2 separate regions of the Homo sapiens genome follow, and region 1 is linked to region 2. The links are chromatin contacts, found by Hi-C or POLR2A ChIA-PET in ENCODE. All regions are on one chromosome and are shown on one strand. Each heading gives the region's core, a stretch centred on a gene start or an enhancer-like site at or near the end of the contact. The rest is flanking DNA. Distances are from core to core; before and after follow the strand shown.

Region 1 (4,850 bases), core at 2,300-4,799, 52 kb before region 2:
TTTCCTGTTTGGGTTTTGGGGAACATACATTATAACTGAAATTTCACTACTCATAAAACTCCTTCACTAAATCTTTCCCATTCCCCTCTCCTAACTCTCCATTGTTTTATACACAATCACGACATAAACACACTCCCAAAATGTGTAATGATATAATCATACAAAGACTTTCTAAAAATACATAATTTTAATGTGTGCAACAAACAGCCTTTATAACTCTAGTACTGGGAGTACACGTTTAAAAACATACTGACTTTTTAATAAACTGTGTTTGTTTTTCCTCGTTGGGGGTGGGGAGGAGGTAGGGGATCATCAAACAAGGACCAATTGCTATACCTGAATCCACAAACTGTGTTACAGTAGGATTCTATTGAGGATTGTAAACACACTTAAAACTTTTTTTTTTTTTTTTACTTTAAAAGAAGAAAGTTGAAATTGCAAAAATGAGAGCCAAAATTTCTATGCTTTACCCATAAGGATACACAAACTGAATACCTCCTGTTTTCCCACTTATGAAAGAAATATGCTTCATCTACCAAACTAGGGCATTTATGAGGTTTGTATTAATGAACAGAAAAATGCAAAAATGTACAAATGCAAAAAACTTTCTATCCTTTAGAAGACTTAATATTAAAATGATTTTAGGGAAAGCCCAAGAAATCTCATTCTCAACTCAGAAAACTACCTAAGGGATAATTTGTGAATGCCATCTGGGATCCAGGCAGTCCCATCCACAAAAGGGAAAACTTGTTGAGATCATCCAAATCTAAAATTCACATACATTTTTACATCTGGACTGAATTAATCTTTTCTTGGTACTGGCTTTCATGTAATAAAATAATTGTTTGCAGGTTTTATTTTTCTTAAAAAAAAAAAAACCCACAACTTTAGAAATCAAAATGTGCAACATCCAAATCGAAAACTACAAAGAATTCCTTTATCAAAAAAGTTAGTTGTGAGACAGGACTCATTTACACTCAACTCTGAACCTGACAGCTCAGTCAAAAACAATTATGTTTGAAACTTTCATTCCAAGCATCTGCCACAAAAGGCTACGCAGTCTATTACATCATAAGTTCAGAAAGCCAAAAGCTTTATAAGTATAGTTAAATGTGGAAACAAAATCCAAAAACTACAAAAAGACCCCCCCCCCAATTCAGCTAACCTAGTTCAGTAACAATTTTTTTTAAGAATTTGTAACTAAAAACCGCTACCTAGCACACTGGCATTTTGCTTTCAAAAGCAGCGTCTTCATCCAGGCCCATGCTGTTTTCAGGCGTTTTCCTGTACAGCCAGGAGCATCTTAAATCTCTAAGTTCAAATTATGTACTTAAAACTAGCAGCTTACCCTTGTTGCCCCCAAAAAGGAGATACTGGAAATAGGAAAGATTTCCTGCCCCTTAAAATGTCTTGAGTACTGCAAGAACTGCTGATTACTGTAGCCCATCAGTGTCAGATCTCAGAGATTCTTGCAAGCAACTCAAAGGGGGGAAAATTAGTTCATATTACAGTCAGTCTGCTTTCTGGAGAAGATGTCCTGCAGATAATTTGATATTAGATATCCCCTGGGGGACCCTTTTCATCTAATAATCCTACTAAATGTCCATTTTAATATGAAATATGAATCCAAAATGTTTACAAACATACTGGGAAAAGTATTCAAATGCCAGCTGTCTCATATTGTGAAGTATTTTCATTTTTAACATAAAACGTTTATTTCTCAAAGCCACACCTGAGAAAATGATTAGGTGCTGTGGTGCTGTTAAGTTTTATACTACAAAGGACATCAGCAAAGGCATCTGTTTTCCTGCCTCTCTTCTGGTCTTCTCCCCTCCCCCACTCTCCATCCTGTAGGTCCTGGTAGTTAAAATTTCTACAATAGTCTCATAATGCTCTAAATTCTAAAAAAAAATTTCTCATCCTTTAACACTGCTGAACCTAAATTCATGCACTGCTCTAAGAAGGAAACCCAAAAGTCACAAGCCTTTTTAATGACAGATGTATTACGGAAAATTTTCCCCACAAAGTTTTGATGCTGTGAAATATCAACTCCCTGAAATCACAGAAAGGAAATGACTTACATTCTTGGAAAATGAAGCCACTAGCAGCTTTCTCCAACAGCATTTTCTAAACCCCAAACTACACCCTGTGGCAAGAGGGAGTATTTCGTGCAAAAACTAAATTTAAATAGATGCTTATAAAACCCATAAACAAACATTGCCCGGTCCCAGAGAAGAACAGAAGGGAATCATACTCGGAAAATCCAGCAAGAGATACTTTTTCTCCACATTCAGAAATGCTGGAGAGCACAGGCTGGAAGTCAGAAGCAACCTGAGAACGCTTGCTGAAGTTTTCCTTCCCTGCTGTGAGCAATGCACAGCTCCTGAGGGAAATACTGGCAAAACAGATTTTGCGTAAAAAAATAAAAATGAAAAGGTGTTAAGGGGGAAAACGAGCTAATATTTCTTTGGACACTAGCTACACAACTACACGGCCTGAAAATCTGCCAGCTTTCAACTTTAAAATATGCTTATTTTGACATTTTCCCATCTATTCGTGCCTTTAAGAAAACGCCCGCACCATTAGGTTATGCTGTCCCAGGACTCGAGGTGTTGTTTTAATCTCTGTAGACTTTACACTTACACGGGTGGACCGCAGCTGTCCATACCTGACAGTGCCTGGCCCTCCCGGAGCCGAATCCGGTGCTCCTGTTCGCCTGGGGCTCCGCCAGCGCGCCGTAAGCTCCTCCAGAAACCCAAATTCTGCAGGCCGCACCCCCAACTCGTATCTCACCCAGGCCCCCGTCTGGCGCCGATCTGCCCCAGCTCAACCTCCGGCTCCGCAGACTAGGCACTTTCCGGGACGCGGGGCAGACCCTGCGCTCGGGTCCCTTCCCGCAGCCGGGCTGTCCGGCCTCTGCGCGCGCACAACAGGCGGCACGGCGCAGCCCCCGGGAGCGCGGGACTCGGGTGCTAGTCCCGGCGCCCAGCCACAGCGACACAGACCTGGGTGCCGGGGCCCGCCAGGGAGCCCTGTGATCCGGGGACCTCCGCGATGCAGAGAACCAGGGACCGCGCACGGAGCCCAGGCGCGCAGTCTGCAGCCAGGACCAGCCTCCCGCCCCCGCCGCTGAAGCCGCCCCGAGCTCCACGCCTCCCCCGCTGCCGGGCTCGGCTGCCCTAGGGCCTCGTCCGCCCGTCCCAGAGTGAGCGACCTCCGACTCACGGAGAAGCGACCTTACCACCGGTGCCCGACACCCAGAGCTAAGGGAGCGAGAAGAAGGCGAAGAAAGAGGCGGAGAGCGGTGCACTGCCTTCGCTGGGACTCGCGACTTCCAGAAACCCTCCCGAAACCCAGTCCCGCCGCCGCCCCGCCGGCAGGGGGCACAGCGGGCGTCCGGGGCGCGGCGGCTGAGCGATGGGGCGAGCGGAAAGGGCCCAGACGCCTGGTTCTTGTTCATACCTCGGAGAAAGTCTTGAGCACCAGGCGTTGGGCTCTCTGGTCACCCCTCTGACTCTTCCTACCGGCGCCGAGCCTGCCCCACTCCTCTCAGCCCCTTGGCCCCGCCAGCCAGAGGGGCGCTCCGCGTCCGCCCCGCCCCCCACCCACGCCTCCCGACCCGACCCGCCCCCCCGAATCCCCGCCCCCTGAGACCCCGCCCCCGACCCGCCCCAACTGGCCGCGGCGGCAGCCGAGCCGCGGGAGCTGCGCGCTGAGCTCGCGGCAGTACGGGGAGCGCCCGCCCGCCCCGCCCTGGACCCAACCAAGCGTCCCGCGGAGGGGTGCGGCCACTTGGGGGCAGGAGAAAGCGGAGTACGCCACCCCTCTAGGGACCCAGGAAGCGAGGCGAGCCTCAGGTGGACGCGGTGGTGTGGACCACGGCGATCAGGGCCTTTCCCCCTGCTGTGGAGACGGAGGTGCGAGGGGACGCCGGCGGCTCCCCACCTTCTGGCCGAGTGGCCTTCTCCGCCTCCGGCTGGACTCCCTCGGGGCGCTCCCTCCAGAGCCGAGTCGGGCTGGCCGGGGGCGGCTGTTTGGCCTGAGTGTCGTCTTACTAAAGCGGAACGCCGGAGGGGAGGCCACTCCGAGAGAAGGCGGTCCCCGGCGGAGGTGGCTTCGTGAATCCTGCAGCCCCCTGCCCGCCCGCCACTCGAGACGCCGCGCCTCGTGGGTTTCACGCTGGATGGAGGGGGCGCCGCCGAGGATGCCCAGCCTCCCCCTCTAATTCTACCTCTCCAGTTCCTCAGGTAGACACAGCCTCTGTCTGCTGTGGTTTTAGTGCCCATGGCCCCTCAGAAATTATTTTTGTCCCCTCCCGATAGTGGCTTTGGGGGATGGAGGGCGAGAGATGCAAAGGGCCAGTGGAAGATTTTTTATAGCACAAGGAATCAAGCCAGGAGATGGAGGTTTCATTGCCACCTCGGGGTCTGGGGAGGGGGCGAGCCACACCTCTCCGGTCAGTCTGCGCCCACCAGGACCTGCTGCTGGGAACCGCACACGAAAGGAGAGACACCCAGCACCTGGCCCCTAGACCCGCAGGGCGTCAACCTCCTGGGCTTCTGCCTTTCTAGGTTTCCTCTGACTTTGCTGACCCAATGACCCCTGGCCACGGGTGGCAAAAACGCCCTCACTGAGCCCTTCGCTAAAGGAGTGCCGGGGTTTATGTGTCTGGCTTTTAAAATGGGATGAGGAGACAAGGAAACAGGACCTGAGAAAGGACACTATCCAAAATCTGATGCTCTCAGAAGTCAACTTTAAAACTGCCCTGCTCCGCGGTGGCTCACGCCTGTAATCCCAGCACTTTGGGAGGCCGAGGCGGGCGGATCACGAGGTCAGGAGATCGAGACCAT
Region 2 (5,115 bases), core at 601-3,100:
ATGTTACCAAGCCTAGGCAGTCAGGGACATTTGTCTGCATGTTGGTAGACATAGGACCTTGCCTTCTTCCTCTCATGGATAATGGCTTCACAATATCCTCAGGGTCTTAAGCCTTTTATCCAGTTGAAGTCACTACTTCATGGTTTTACTTGTGCATAAATGATAAAAAGAAAAATAAAATTTAAACAACTTGAGCTTAGAGGGAGTTCTTGAGCCATTTACTAAATTTCTAGAGATTTGTAAAGCTCCAAACAAAATGCATTCATGAGTCCTTTAGCATATGACTGAACCTGGAAGTTTCACCACTAATTCCAAGGTAACCCTTGGACAGGCAAAGAGAAATAGGGCAATGGAGGGTTGATGTGACAGCATTTCCTGCAAAGGTATCCTCTCACCAGGTAGGCAAAGAAAGATAAGTTACCCAGACTTGAAATTGCAAGAGTCTTTTTTCCTAAAAATCACATCCTACACCCCTGGGGCAGTAAAACCCTTCTCTGAGGTCTCATAGAAAGGTGGTCTCGGGAAACTAAAACAAGCTTTGACCCAGGGGCTGCCAGCCAGCAGGTTTTCTCTTGTGGCAGTGTTTGCTTGCCATTCATCCAACCCTGACCAGAGGCTTCAAAAGCTGGAGCTCAGCTCTACCCAAAGCATAGTGGATGCTGGGGGACAGGTCTGCCCATGAAATGCCAGGAAACCCCAGAGCTAGGAGAGGTAGCTTAAAGGTCAACATCTGGGCATCAGGGTGCTTCTTAAAGCAAGTGGTGAAAAACACATCTTACCTCTATGTTCTAAAAATTGCTGCCCAAAAATCTTTGTCTTTAGTCACCCAATTTTCATTTCAAAGCCAAGTGCTAATAGGATATTAAAATAATATGCATATTACTAACCCAGGCTATGGGCAACTGCTGCTTGCTGCAAGCCCTTGACATTGCCTCCCTGTATCTAACCATGGTTCTGCTTAGTCTGGCTTCCTGCCTTTGGCAATGGCCAGGGTTTGATTGTTCAGAGAAAGGCAAATTGCCTAGTTAATTAAAATCTGTACTTTTAAAAACATTTTTCTCTTATATTGCCAGGCGAAGTTAAATGGGTACAACTTTCTTTTGAAAAGGCCAAAAATAAATTCTGGGCTTAAACATTGTAGATGAAATTGCTGCCTTAAATTCTAAGTTGCAGAAAAATAAAGGCTTATCATGAAAATTGTTATTTAGCTGTAACTGTGGGGGTGTAGGTACAAAGGGATTATTAACCTCCTTTATAAATGGGTATGTCAGGAACTTTGAAGGAAGACCCAGAGTTTAGTGGCCAAATGCCAGTGTGTGTTAAATATTCACAGTGAACTCTTCTCCCTTTGGTAATTGTAATTCTACGTCTGTTTCTAGCCTTTCTCACCTTGGTTATAGCACTCTGCTAGGGTCACATGGATTTCCAAAATCAACTGCAAGGGAGTATTCTGAATTCCTGTTGATAAATAAATTATGTTCCAATTACTGGTGCTTTTCTGAAATGTTACTCAATGAAGGGAAAAAAATTAAGCTCCTGAGCTCAGCATATCTTATTTTGCTATCGACCGTATTTCTGTGTCTGTGTTCAAGTAACTAACTCCTCTTGGCAACTCAAAGGAGAGCTTTAGGTAAACAAGTCAAACTATCTTCTTGTTTATACCTTTTTTGGAGAAAAAGTGAGAGTGCTGTAATTTTAAAAAAATTAGAACAGTAACAATGTCATCTTGAATTTACAAAGTGCAGGAGTTCTCAGATCTGTGATTTCAAGTCTTCCAACAACTCTTTTTGGGTGGGAGTAGTCAGGAGTCTGTGCTGTGGTTGAAGCCCAGGTTGGCCGTCGGGAGCTGAAATAGAGGCCAGGACTCCTGGCTCCCCGTCCAGACTCTGAGGACCCAGGAGCCTCCATGGGTACACTCAGAGGCCACACTAGATGCAAAAAGAACCATTTACAGAGAAGTGAGAGGTTCTCAAAGGTATGTGTTTCAGCATTTAACAAGGAATTTTACCTGGGGGGTGGTATTCATTCAGAACCTGGCTACAAAGCTTGAAGAAAAAAGAGCCAGAACTAAGGAAACCTGTGCCTGCCTTAGAAAGGCAATGAGAAGTCTGTTTGTGTCTTTTGCCCACTTTTTAATGAGGTTAATTGCTTTTTGCTTGTTCAATTGTTTAGGTTTCTCATGAATTCTAGATATTAGACCTTTGCTGGATATATAGCTTGCAAATATTTTCTCCCATTTCATAGGTTGTCTGTTTACTCTGTTGATTGTTTCTTTTGTTGTGCAGAAGTTCTTCAGTTTAATTAGGTCCTATTTGCCAATTTTTGTTTTTGTTGCAATTGCTTTTGAGAACTTAGTCATAAATTCTTTCCCAAGGTCAATGCCCAGAATGGTGTCTCCTAAGTTTTCTTCTGGAATTCTTATACTTTGTGGCCTTATGTTTAAATCTTTAATCCATCTTGAGTTAATTTTTGTATATGGTGAAAGGGAGGGGATCAGTTTCATTCTTCTGCATATGGATAGCTAGCTATCCCAGCACCATTTATTGAATAAGAAGTCCTTTTCCCATTGCTTATTTTTGTCAACTTTGTTGAAGATCAGATGACATATAAGCAGCCAACAAACATAGAAAAAATGCTCAACATCATAATAATCAGAGAAATGCAAAGCAAAACCACAATGAAATACCACCTCACACCAGTCAGAATGGCTATTACTAAAAAAAAAAAAAAAAAAAAAAAAAAAGACAGATACTGGCAAGGCTGCTGAGAAAAGTGAATGCTTATACACTGCTGGTGGGAATGTAAATTAGTCCAGCCACCGTGGAAAGCAGTTTGGAGATTTCTTAAAGAACTTAAAACAGAGCTACATTTGACCCTGTAATACCATTACTGGGTATTTATCCAAAAGAAAATAAATCATTTTACCAAAAAGACACATGCACTTGTATGTTCAGTGCAGCACTATTCACAATAGCAAAGACAGAATTAACCTAGGTGCCCATCAGCAGTGGATTGGATAAAGAAAATGTGTTATATATACACCATGGAATACTACACAGCCATAAGAATAATGAAATAATGTTATTTGAGAAACATGGATGCAACCTAAGTGAAGTAACCCAGAGATAGAAAACCAAATACCACATGTTCTCACTGATAAGTGGGAGCTAAACACTGGGTACTCATGGACATAAAGATGGCGGCAGTAGACCCTGGAGGCCACAAGAATGGGGAGAGAGGGAAGGAGACAAGGGCTGAAAAACTACCTATTGGGTACTGTGCTCACTACCTGGGTGATGGGATCATTCATATCTCAAACCTTAGCATCACACAATATGCCTACTTAACAAACTTGTACATGTACCCCATGAATCTAAACTAAAAGTTAAAATTATTTTAGAAAGAAGAAAGGCAATGACATGCAACAATAAGCAGTCAGACTGATATTCACCCCATACCCTGACAACTCCCTTCATTTATTCTCAATCACACTTGGGGTGCTTCTGCAGGAAGGGAATGGAGGAGGTTTGGCTCTTGGGACCACTTTCTGTGTCTGTGATTATAGATTATAATGTTAATTTCTGGTTTGGTTTTTTGGGGGCTAGGGGGAGAAATTAGTTTTCTTTAATTTTTTCTCCTCTCTGGAGCAAAGCTGTTTTTCTCTCATTCTTTTTAAATAATTTCATTGTCAATGAAAACACAAAAGACAGTTGAAAGCAATTCAAAATAGGGAATTTTCCACTGGGGAGAAATCAGGGAATAGCATAAAATGGCTTCTTGCCCTTTTCTTCAAATTCCATATTCATATTAACAGCAAAAATGGATGGTTGGGGGGCAGCCGTCTGCATCTGTTTTGAATCATCCTTGTTTCCAGGCCTCAGTCTCTTCCCACACTTCTCCAAACTGTCATCAGGTTTAATGGCAAGGCAGCCTTGGGCGCTGCACTCCACCCTCAGAGACCAGTCAGAACTCTCAGTGGCCCTGAGTGCTAGACCTTGGAATTGGAACCATCTTAGAGATCATCTGGTCTTGGAATTTCTTTACCCCCTTCTTTAATAACTTGGATTGAACATTTATAGAACACTTACTATGCACCAAGGAATGTTTTAAGTAGTTTGTATATATTAGCTCATTCATTCATCACACAGCCCTATCAAGTAGGCACCATTATCCCCACTTACAGATGAAAAACTGGGGCACAGAGAAGCTGAGTCATTGACCAGGATGGCCTTCTACAGGGTGGCAGAGCTGCCTTTCCTCGTTACACATTCTGCATTCCAGCCAAACGTGCTGTAGGCTCTAGGTCTCCATCTTAGGCCTCTGCTCACTCCTGTTCCTTTTGCCTGGAAAGCCTCCACATCTGGTCCCTCCCCTAAACTCTGCATTGTCCAAATCCTATATAGCCTTCAAAATGAAGGGCGGATGCTGTCTCCTCCAGGGAGCGACTCCTAATTGCCTTTAGCTAGGGTCAATCTCCTTATGCTGAAATAGCGAAGTACTTCCATTGTACTGTGTGGCATGTGCCATATTCTGCCCTGCATTCTAGTTATGTATGCATATATTTCATTTTTTTAAACATAAGATAAGCTCTCTATGGTAGAATGCATGTGTGATGATCTCCCAGCTCCCATATCACCTAGTGCATTCTGTGGCACACATTAGATAATGTCTGTTGCTGTATTTACCACATGGTACAAAAAATGTGTGAATGATTATGCACATCATAGGTAACATTGCTTCATGAGCAAATGCCCTCTTTGACACATTGCAATCAGGCTCCTATAAAATTGCATATTTATAAAATGAATATTTACATGTGTTAGTTAAATGCGATGCAGTTTTTCCTAAGTGGGGAGGCATCTGTGTGATGTATAAACTTGCAACAACAGAGCAGCAGATCTGAGGACCCCACGTATACATGCGGGGTGCTGTCTGCCTTGGATGAGCTGGTCATTGCATGGCTTCTCTGAATGCTCTTGTGTGAAAGACAGCTTTTCTCTTGAGTCTCTACACTATCATTGCTCTTTCTGGGCCCATGAACTTTTGAACCAGGCGGTGGGGCTCTGCTCAGAGTAACTCTCACCCACCAATGTGTCCACATTGCAAGTGGTATTC

Evidence for each region. Hi-C counts contacts between places; a loop is a spot of excess contacts on that map. ChIA-PET counts read pairs that join two places held with the same protein, here RNA polymerase II (POLR2A). Pooled maps may share reads with other maps.
Region 1: a pooled map shows a loop between it and region 2 (2.6-fold over the local background). The contact joins the promoter of FRMD6 here to the promoter of FRMD6-AS2 in region 2. A Hi-C loop is called at or near these places in 5 of 168 maps with a recorded cell type or tissue (Caco-2, PC-3, endothelial cell of umbilical vein and 2 more), 2 of 37 single-sample maps with no recorded cell type and 3 of 50 pooled maps. POLR2A ChIA-PET finds 5 or more read pairs at or near these places in 9 of 52 experiments (A549, AG04449, AG04450 and 6 more).

The regions. Positions count from the first base shown.
Region 1 is chr14:51,650,609-51,655,458 of GRCh38, reverse strand. FRMD6 (FERM domain containing 6) reads right to left here and starts at 3,549. Exons shown (of 14, transcript NM_001267046.2): 1 at 3,463-3,549. FRMD6-AS1 (FRMD6 antisense RNA 1) reads left to right here and starts at 3,715. Exons shown (of 1, transcript NR_037676.1): 1 at 3,715-4,850. RefSeq lists silencers at 2,776-2,925, 2,936-2,995, 3,006-3,095, 3,306-3,755, 3,886-3,955 and an enhancer at 3,928-4,546.
Region 2 is chr14:51,596,687-51,601,801 of GRCh38, reverse strand. FRMD6-AS2 (FRMD6 antisense RNA 2) reads left to right here and starts at 1,850. Exons shown (of 3, transcript NR_051990.1): 1 at 1,850-1,975. It also overlaps a transcript of FRMD6 not described here.